Linked DNA regions of Homo sapiens: region 2 is linked to region 1. A link is a contact called in ENCODE Hi-C or POLR2A ChIA-PET data. All regions are on one chromosome and are shown on one strand. Each heading gives the region's core, a stretch centred on a gene start or an enhancer-like site at or near the end of the contact. The rest is flanking DNA. Distances are from core to core; before and after follow the strand shown.

Region 1 (3,879 bases), core at 526-3,025:
TGAAGAAGCCCAACCTAAACACAAAACCATTAGGATGAGAGCCAGCCTTCCCCCTCAGGCCGCTCTCCCCTCAAACCGCAGCATTTCAAGAATAAAATGCATGTGAATGTATTAAAATCAAAATAGGCGCACTTGAGGTAACAATACCCACAACAGAAAACTCAAGTGCAATCTGGTACACATAATTCTTCCTTTTGAGACATGGGGGTGGGGGAAGAGTTTCCTGTAAAAGTCCGCTTTTTCAATCTGCTTAAGAGATAAGGAATACAATTCTGGAGATACTTCTTAATTCCTTGCTTTTAAGCTTTCCTTTTGTTTTCTGGTACTGTCCTCCACCTTCCTTTTCAAGCCAGTCTGTGCTTCTGAAATGCAGATCTCCGGATAATTAGTCCATGATGGGCAATAACCAGCCCGGACATCCTTGAGAAGTACATCGACAGTAAAGGACCCCTGCTGGGAAGAACAACTTTTCATAAAGGAGTTGCTAATTACCAGCATCTCCATCCCAGAAGGGTTAAGAGCCTCGCAGCAGCACAACCGCTACCTCTCGCCTTTTAACGCCAATTCTTTCGGAACTGGTGTGAACGTGGAGTGGGAGGAGAGGGGGAAAGGGACGCACTCAACCCCGTCAGACTAAGAAATCAGGCGATCTATATATCCCCAAGTTCACCACGCCAGCCAAAGGAGGCATCTCATGCCAAGGGAGGCAGCTCAAGAAGCCATTTCCAGGAAAGCTGCATTACAAAATGTAATTTATCAGAACGAGTCTCCTCCGAGTCTCCTGACGGCCAGGCCCGGCGGCTTCGGGAGGGGGGGGAGTTGCTGGGGAGAGTTTACCTTAGAAGGCGACAACGAACAGACAGGCCTTTCAAAGCCACCCAGGGCTCTGCCCCGAGGCCCGAGGCTGCGTGGAGGGGCTGGAGAGGCGCGAGGCTGCGAGCCCCCCGGCGCCACAGGTTCCCCGGCGCGCGGCCCCGCCCGACTGCCACAGGTGGGCGGCGCTCCGCCTCTGGGCTCCCGCGGGAGGGGGCGCGCGGCTCTCTAGGGACTCGGGGGAGGGGGCCAGGGCTAAGGGGTACGGGGACGGCTCTGCCTTAAGGAGGGCAGCGTGAGACGGAAGCTCCGGGTTTTCCCTGCCTAGTTCTCGTTCCCTCGGCCGGGTGGCTCGGGCTATTCCTCGCGACAGGAGGAGCGGTGGAGAGGAGCCGTGGGCACCTCCCACCGGCCGCCCCTGGAGCCTCGGCCTCCTCCCCAGGCGCGGTTAAGCCGCGCGGCCGCCAGCTGCATGCGCCCCGGCACGTACGAGCCTGCACGACCACACGCGGGCGGGGGAAGGGCGCCGTGATCCGGGAGCCCCAGTCCCTCCAGGGCCTCACCCCAGCCCAACGCGGCTCGCCCCCGGCCCTCGTCCCCGCAGCCCCTCACCGGTGCTGGCCTTGATGTTCTCCCGCAAGAAGTGGCCGCTGGAGAGATGCTGGAGACCAAAGTTCTGGGCGATCCTCTGGCACACGGTGCCCTTGCCCGAGCCGGGCGGCCCGAGGATGACCGCGCGCAGGAGTTTGGAAGCCATTGCCTTCGCGAGGAGGGGGGCGGTCAAACGCGCAGCCCCGACCGCGGCCCCGGAGGAAGCCCCGGGAACTTTGTTTCTCGGCCCCCTACCTCTGGCACCCTCCGCTCTCACTGGGACTCGCCGGCCGCCCCTACAGGGGGAAGGAGAGACTTTTAAGACAACCCCTCCCCTCAGCCCAGCGCCGGGACCGAGTAGCAGGCGGACTGAGCGCCACGCTACACCTCCCCGCCCTTCTCCACCTCCTCGCCCTCCTCCACCTCCTCGCCCCCACGCAAAGCTGCTGAAGCGCGCCGTGCCCCGCCCTGCCGACTCGGCCTCCAGGGGTCAGAGGTCGGCCCGGCCAGTCCCACCTTCATCCTTAACTCCAGCTCGCTCCCCACGCCGCGTCCGAGAAGGGGGCCGGGCGGCCAGGCATCCCCAAGCCAGTCTCCGCCGAGCCGGGGAAGCTGGCACAAGCGGGGGTGACTCAAAGCCAGCCCCCGCCGCCCCACGCACCGGGCGGCCTAGGGGCTGAGCCCCTGCCCGGTCCTCGCACGTGGGCAACGTGTGGTCTGCGTCTCGTCCCCTCCCCGGCGGCTGTCACATCCCCCGGAGTCTCAGCTGCCGCCGCTGCCCGCCGCCCGCGCGCGCTCGGAGGGGCCCACCTCCGCCCGGGGTTGGCGGATGCGCTCCCCGGCCATGGGGCGCGCGACGAGCCCGAGCCCCGCGCCTCGCCACCAAAAGCAATCAAATAAACACACACCTTGGCTGGAGGCAGCACTCCGAGAGGCTTCCAGCCCGGATCCTGCAGGGCGGCGCCGCCTCCGCCCGCCCAGTCGCGGAGCCCCGGCCGGCCGCGCGGGACTCGCGCCTTACGTAAGCCCGGGAGACCGGCTCCGCGCGAGCCGCTGGCCGCCGCCCCCTCCCCTCCACTCCACTCCACTCCCACCCAGCCTGCCTGGCCCACGTGCTCCCTGCGACCCAGCGAGGGCTGCGGGGGCGAAGCGAGGTGCAGACCACGCGAGGTAGAGAAACCCCTTTTTTTCTTTCGCGGTCGCCTGGGGACCGCGGTCTACTGCAAGGGAAGGGAAAAATACAACTTGTTGAGCGCCTACTGTGCGCCAAGTTTGCGGCTAGGTGATTTCATTGTGTTTACAGCCGAGGAATGGAGCGTGACCATTCATTCATTGATTCATTCTGCAAATGTTTATTGAGTGCCTACTGTGTGCCAGAAACTATTCTAGGCGCTTAGGATCTAGCCGTGAACAACAGATCGAATCCTGCTCTCAAGAAATTGCGTCCTAGCGGGAGGCTGGAACCCAAGACTGACTGACTCCAAAGTCTAGGCGCCTTAGGGAACAGGGAAGAAGGGGATGTCCCTCACCTGTGTTCAGGACCTTCTTGGTAAATGATTCCAGGACTTCCATGCGCATTATGCTGGTGCTGCACCTATAACTCACCAAGTCCAAATGGAGTCTGTCTTCCCCCACTCCACCCTCCCCTGCATATCCCAATCCACATTCTGTTAGATCTGTGCCCACCTTACACACAGCCTTTAATTTCCCACCCCAACTAGTGGGATAAGTGCCCATAAGACTCCAGTTTCTGTGCCATTCCATTTTCCGTGCAGCTGCCAGGAATACTGATAAAGTGAAAATCAATATTTATTATTTCCCGGCCTCAGATATTGTCTTCCCTTCAGGATAAAGTGAAAAATCTTCAGCAGGGGCGCAGAGATGCCTTCCGTACACCTTTGCATTCTGCAGGCCCCCTCCTCTGCCTTCCTTCCACAGGCCACCTGCCTTCAGGAAATCTGTTGCAGAGTTCCCAGCACCAATACCCAGGACTCAGAGAAGGTGAGGGACACAAGTAGTGGGATGGTGTGGAGAAGAACCCCCTCTCAGCTCTTTGATTGGGGTTGGTGGAGGGCAGGGCCTGGCATAGTTTCCTGACACCCAGCGCCTCTCCCCACTGCTTACTCCACGCACAAAATTGGCCAGACAGCACACCCAGGCCACCAGCCCCAGGCCAGCATTTGTTCCATAGACTGATCTCCCTCTAAAATGTCTCAGTGTGGCCGGGCGCTGTGGCTCACACCCGTAATCCCAGCACTTTGGGAGGCCAAGGCAGACGGATCACTTGAGGCCAGGAGTATGAGACCAGCCTGTCTAACATGGTGAAACTCCGTCTCTACTAAAAATAGAATGATTAGCCAGGTGTGGTGGTGCACGCCTGTAATCCCAACTACTCCAGAGGCTGAGGCAAGAGAATCACTTGAACCTGGGAGGTGGAGGTTGCAGTGAGCTGAGATCACGCCACTGCACTCCAGC
Region 2 (3,879 bases), core at 997-3,496, 110 kb before region 1:
CAGAATCTCACTCTGTGGCCCAGGCTGGAGTGCAGTGGTGCAATCTCAGCTCACTGCAGCCTCTGCCTCTTGGGTTCAAGCGATTCTCCTGCCTCAGCCTCCCAGGTAGCTGGAACTACAGGTGTATGCCACCACGCCCAGCTAATTTTTGTATTTTTAGTAGAGACGGGGTTTCACCACCTTGGCCAGGCTGGGCTCGAACTCCTGACCTTAAGTGATCCGTCCGCCTGGCCTCCCAAAGTGCTGGGATTACAGGGGTGAGCCACTGCGCCCGGCCTCAGCAATAGTTCTTGATGACAGTATGGAAAGAATTTTGTTGGTGCACTGACTTTTAAAAAGTAGGAACACATACTTAAAAGCCGGCAAGATGACAATGACAAGCTGCAGAGTCTCCCTAACAACCACCAATAGAAAAGCTTGTTTCCAATGCAATAAATAAATATTTGAAAGATAATTATTGCTGGTCATTTTCAAATTTATTTTTATAATGCTTAATAGGTGCTAACACTTTATAACTACTAACTCGTTTAATTCATTAATTTATTTAATCCTCAAAACACCGGGGGTGGGTGAGGGGGACTATATCGATGGCAGGGTCCTGGTGCAATCTGGCTCTGCCCTGCATCCGGTCGGCCATTTTAGAAATAAGGCATGTCAACCCCCCAGAGGAAGGATCCTCAGATGATGGAAACAGACAAAAAGGACAAGACAAGACACATTCATAAGCAGTATCTACACAGTACCAAGCCCTGCACTTAGCCTCGTGGGGGATGCAAAGATGAAATGGATGAGAATGTGGAATCTTTAATACCAGATGAACAGTGACAAACGCTCTACAGGTGACGAAATGCTAAAGGAGGGGTTACAGGTGGCAGGAACCACAGAGATTTCAGCGAGGAGACTGCATTTGTGCTAGTCTTGGCAGGAGGGTAGGAATCCGGCAGGCTGAGATGCGAGCATGGACACTGCAGACAGAGAAAAGCCGGGAGCCCCCAGATCAGGTCACTTCCCTGCTTAGCACACTTCAGTGTTTTCCCAGCTCACGTAGAATAAAATCCGAACTCCTCTTCATGTTCTGCCCAGACCTCGATCCAGGCCCTGCATCCCTCTCTTTCCCCTTGCTCAATTCAGGCACTCTGGGAACCTTTCCACTTGCTATTCTCTATTACTCGGCTTCACGCTAGAGTAACTCCTAGTCAGTCCTCGGGTCTCCGCTGACTTGCAATGCCTCGGAGAGGCCTTCCCAGTCCGCCTGCCATGGAAGCTCGGGGACCTGCCTTTTTTCCTCTGTCAGCAGACTGATTCCCTCTAAGCGCACATAGCAATGTGTACCGGGCTTTCTCTGTTTTGCGTGTGTAATGTCTGTCTTCCTCTCTAGAAGTAGTTCCAAGATCCGGGCTTTGCCCATCGTGTTCTCCGGCCAAGGCAGATGGAGGGGCTCGATAAAAATTGTGGAATGAATGAATGGAGTGAGTCAGTGATTGGCTGTGAGTTGAGGCCCTGGCGAGGACAGGACTGAGTGTGCTTGGAAATAGTTTATCGTGGCGAGAGCTTCGAAATCACCGCAGGCAGGTAGAGAGGAGGTGGGTACAGGGCGGGAGGACCTTGAAGGGAGCCTCGGGTTCTGATTCATTCCCCCAGTAGGCACTGCATTGCAGGCGCCAGGCCAGGTGCTGGGGGCCGGGGACAAGCTAACCTCAGTGAGGCTGTGTCGCCGCGCCACCGTGGCTTCCCTGTGTCCAGAGCCAAAGCAACGAGCAGGGGCTAGAGGAAAGGAGACTGTGCCGACATCAGCCCCTGCGCTTCCCCAGCGGTCCCGGTACCCGCGACCGAGGGTCGGGTTCGGGCGTCGCCTAGGCATCCAGGCTCCCAGGGCCGGGAACGCGACCCGAGAGACCGCCGGGGACGGCCCCGCCGCCGCTGCGCCCCTGCCTCAGGGTAACAGGTCCCGACCGGCCGCGCCCACACTCACCCTGCGCCGCCTGGCGAGCTGAGCGTGGCCTCCACAGCCGCCGGGTCGCCTTCCACGGCCGCCGCAAGGAAAACAGCTTCCGGCTCTTCTGGCCTCCCTTCTCAGTGGCGCCCATCGGTGCGCCGCGCCCTCCCCCGCCGCGGTCGCCCGAGCCGAGCGCCACCGCTCGCCGCCGCCGCCGCGCGTCTGCCAGGTGCCGGGCCGCTGCTGGGAGATGCGCGCCGGGGGCGGAGCTTGGGGCCGGGAGCCGTGGCTGGCGCCGACAGGGGAGGCTGCCCGGCTCCGCCCACACGGCGGCGCCTGGCGCCCGAGGCGTGCGGGTGCGCGCGGGCCCGCGCCGCTCACTCGGGGGGCACCGTTAGCACCCTTTATTAACACAGGAGTCCTAGGGGGCTCTCACCCGTTTTATCTCCCTGTTACAAACCATACACTCCACACTCCGAGAGGGTAAGGCATCTGCCCACAATCACACAGCGCTAAAGAAATTCCAGAGCCCTAGACTCTGACGATGTTTACTCACACCGTGCTACCGCCTCAAAATGAAACATCACGTTAGAACGTGGTTTTAGTTCTGACAGATATTCCTGTTTTCCTAATACAAGAGATTACTAGTCACCCACATGATTTTTTAAGAACTTGTTCTATGTCCAGTTACTTTTACACACATTTCATGAAACCTCATTGCAACCCCGTGGTGTGGGAGGCGTTTCCCATTTTCCAGATGAGGAAACTGAGATGGCAGAAGTGAGGCTCCCTCACCCCATCCCCATGCCATCACTGGTCTCTGTTGAGATTTTGCTTGGAATTGGGAGAGACTGAGAGGAAGATCAAAACCAATGCCCTTGAACACGACCTGGCTGCAATAATAATAGCTAATATTTATAGAATGCTTTTTATGTGGCAGATTTTACATACATCATCTTATTTAACCCCTCCAGTAATACTCGTGGGGCAGAAACAATCTCCAAACTCAACAGATAGGGAAACCGAGCGTCAGAGAGTACAGGTTAGATATCTAAAACCTCAGTAAAAAGGTTTTATGTTAGGTCAAATTATGAAATTGCCATTTTTGTAGGCCCAAATAATATCAGACAAGAGCTTCTATCGGTGACCAAAATTAAAATCACCAGTGGAGATCGGACACGGTGTCTCACGCCTGTAGTCCCAGCACTTCAGGCGGCTGAGGCAGTCGGATCACTTGAGCCCAGGAGTTCAAGAGCAGCCTGCACAACAAAGCAAAAACCCGTCTCTACCAAAAATGCATACACACACACACACACACACACACACACACACAGACACAAATTAGCCAGGCATGGTGGCACACACCTTCAGTCCCAGCTACTCAGGAGGCTGAGGTGGGAGAATCACCTGTGCCCAGCGAGTTAGAGGCCGCAGTGAGCCGAGAAGGTGCCACTGCACTCCAGCCTGGCTGACAGAGTCACGTTATCTAAAAAAAAAAAAAAAAAAAAAAAAAAAAAAATCACCAGTGGAGACAGGTGAAAATCGAATGCCTGCAGATGTGATATGCTGAGAAAGACACATCATCTATGGAGTATTCTGGCCAAACATGCACAGCATGAAGCTAATCATGGGGAAACATCAGATAAACCCAAAATGAGGAATCCACTATTAAAAGGAGCAGGGAAGTGCTGTATTCTTCAAAAGTATCAATGTCATAAAATAAGAAGAAAAGCTATGGAGATATTCTAGATTCAAGGTGACTGGGCTGGATGCAGTGGCTCACACCTGTAATCCCAGCACTTTGGAAGGCCGAGGCAGATGAATCACCTGAGGTCAGGAGTTCCAGACCCAACATGGCGAAACCCCGTCTCTACTAAAAATACAAAAATTAGCTGGGCATGGTGGCGTGCACCTGTAATCCCAGCTACTCGGGAGGCTGAGGC

The links. A loop is a pair of places that touch in the nucleus more often than their neighbours do. ChIA-PET counts read pairs that join two places held with the same protein, here RNA polymerase II (POLR2A). Pooled maps may share reads with other maps.
Region 2: a map of naive thymus-derived CD4-positive, alpha-beta T cell shows a loop between it and region 1 (9-fold over the local background). The contact joins the enhancer-like site here to the promoter of AK4 in region 1. A Hi-C loop is called at or near these places in 2 of 168 maps with a recorded cell type or tissue (naive thymus-derived CD4-positive, alpha-beta T cell and sigmoid colon), 6 of 37 single-sample maps with no recorded cell type and 15 of 50 pooled maps. POLR2A ChIA-PET finds 5 or more read pairs at or near these places in 2 of 52 experiments (WTC11 and activated naive CD4-positive, alpha-beta T cell).

The regions. Positions count from the first base shown.
Region 1 is chr1:65,146,099-65,149,977 of GRCh38, reverse strand. It overlaps AK4 (adenylate kinase 4), which reads right to left and starts at 1,775. Exons shown (of 5, transcript NM_013410.4): 1 at 1,426-1,775. The coding sequence starts at 1,570. RefSeq lists enhancers at 1-526, 527-1,245 and silencers at 839-1,118, 1,179-1,478, 1,859-2,358, 2,369-2,608.
Region 2 is chr1:65,252,743-65,256,621 of GRCh38, reverse strand. No RefSeq gene overlaps it. Among named protein-coding and RNA genes, the nearest start is that of DNAJC6-AS1, 55 kb to the left of the region's middle. RefSeq lists silencers at 1,873-1,942, 2,033-2,532. Within about 2 kb of position 2,246, at least 14 of the 41 ENCODE cell types and tissues checked have a DNase peak (open chromatin) inside an H3K27ac peak, as active enhancers do.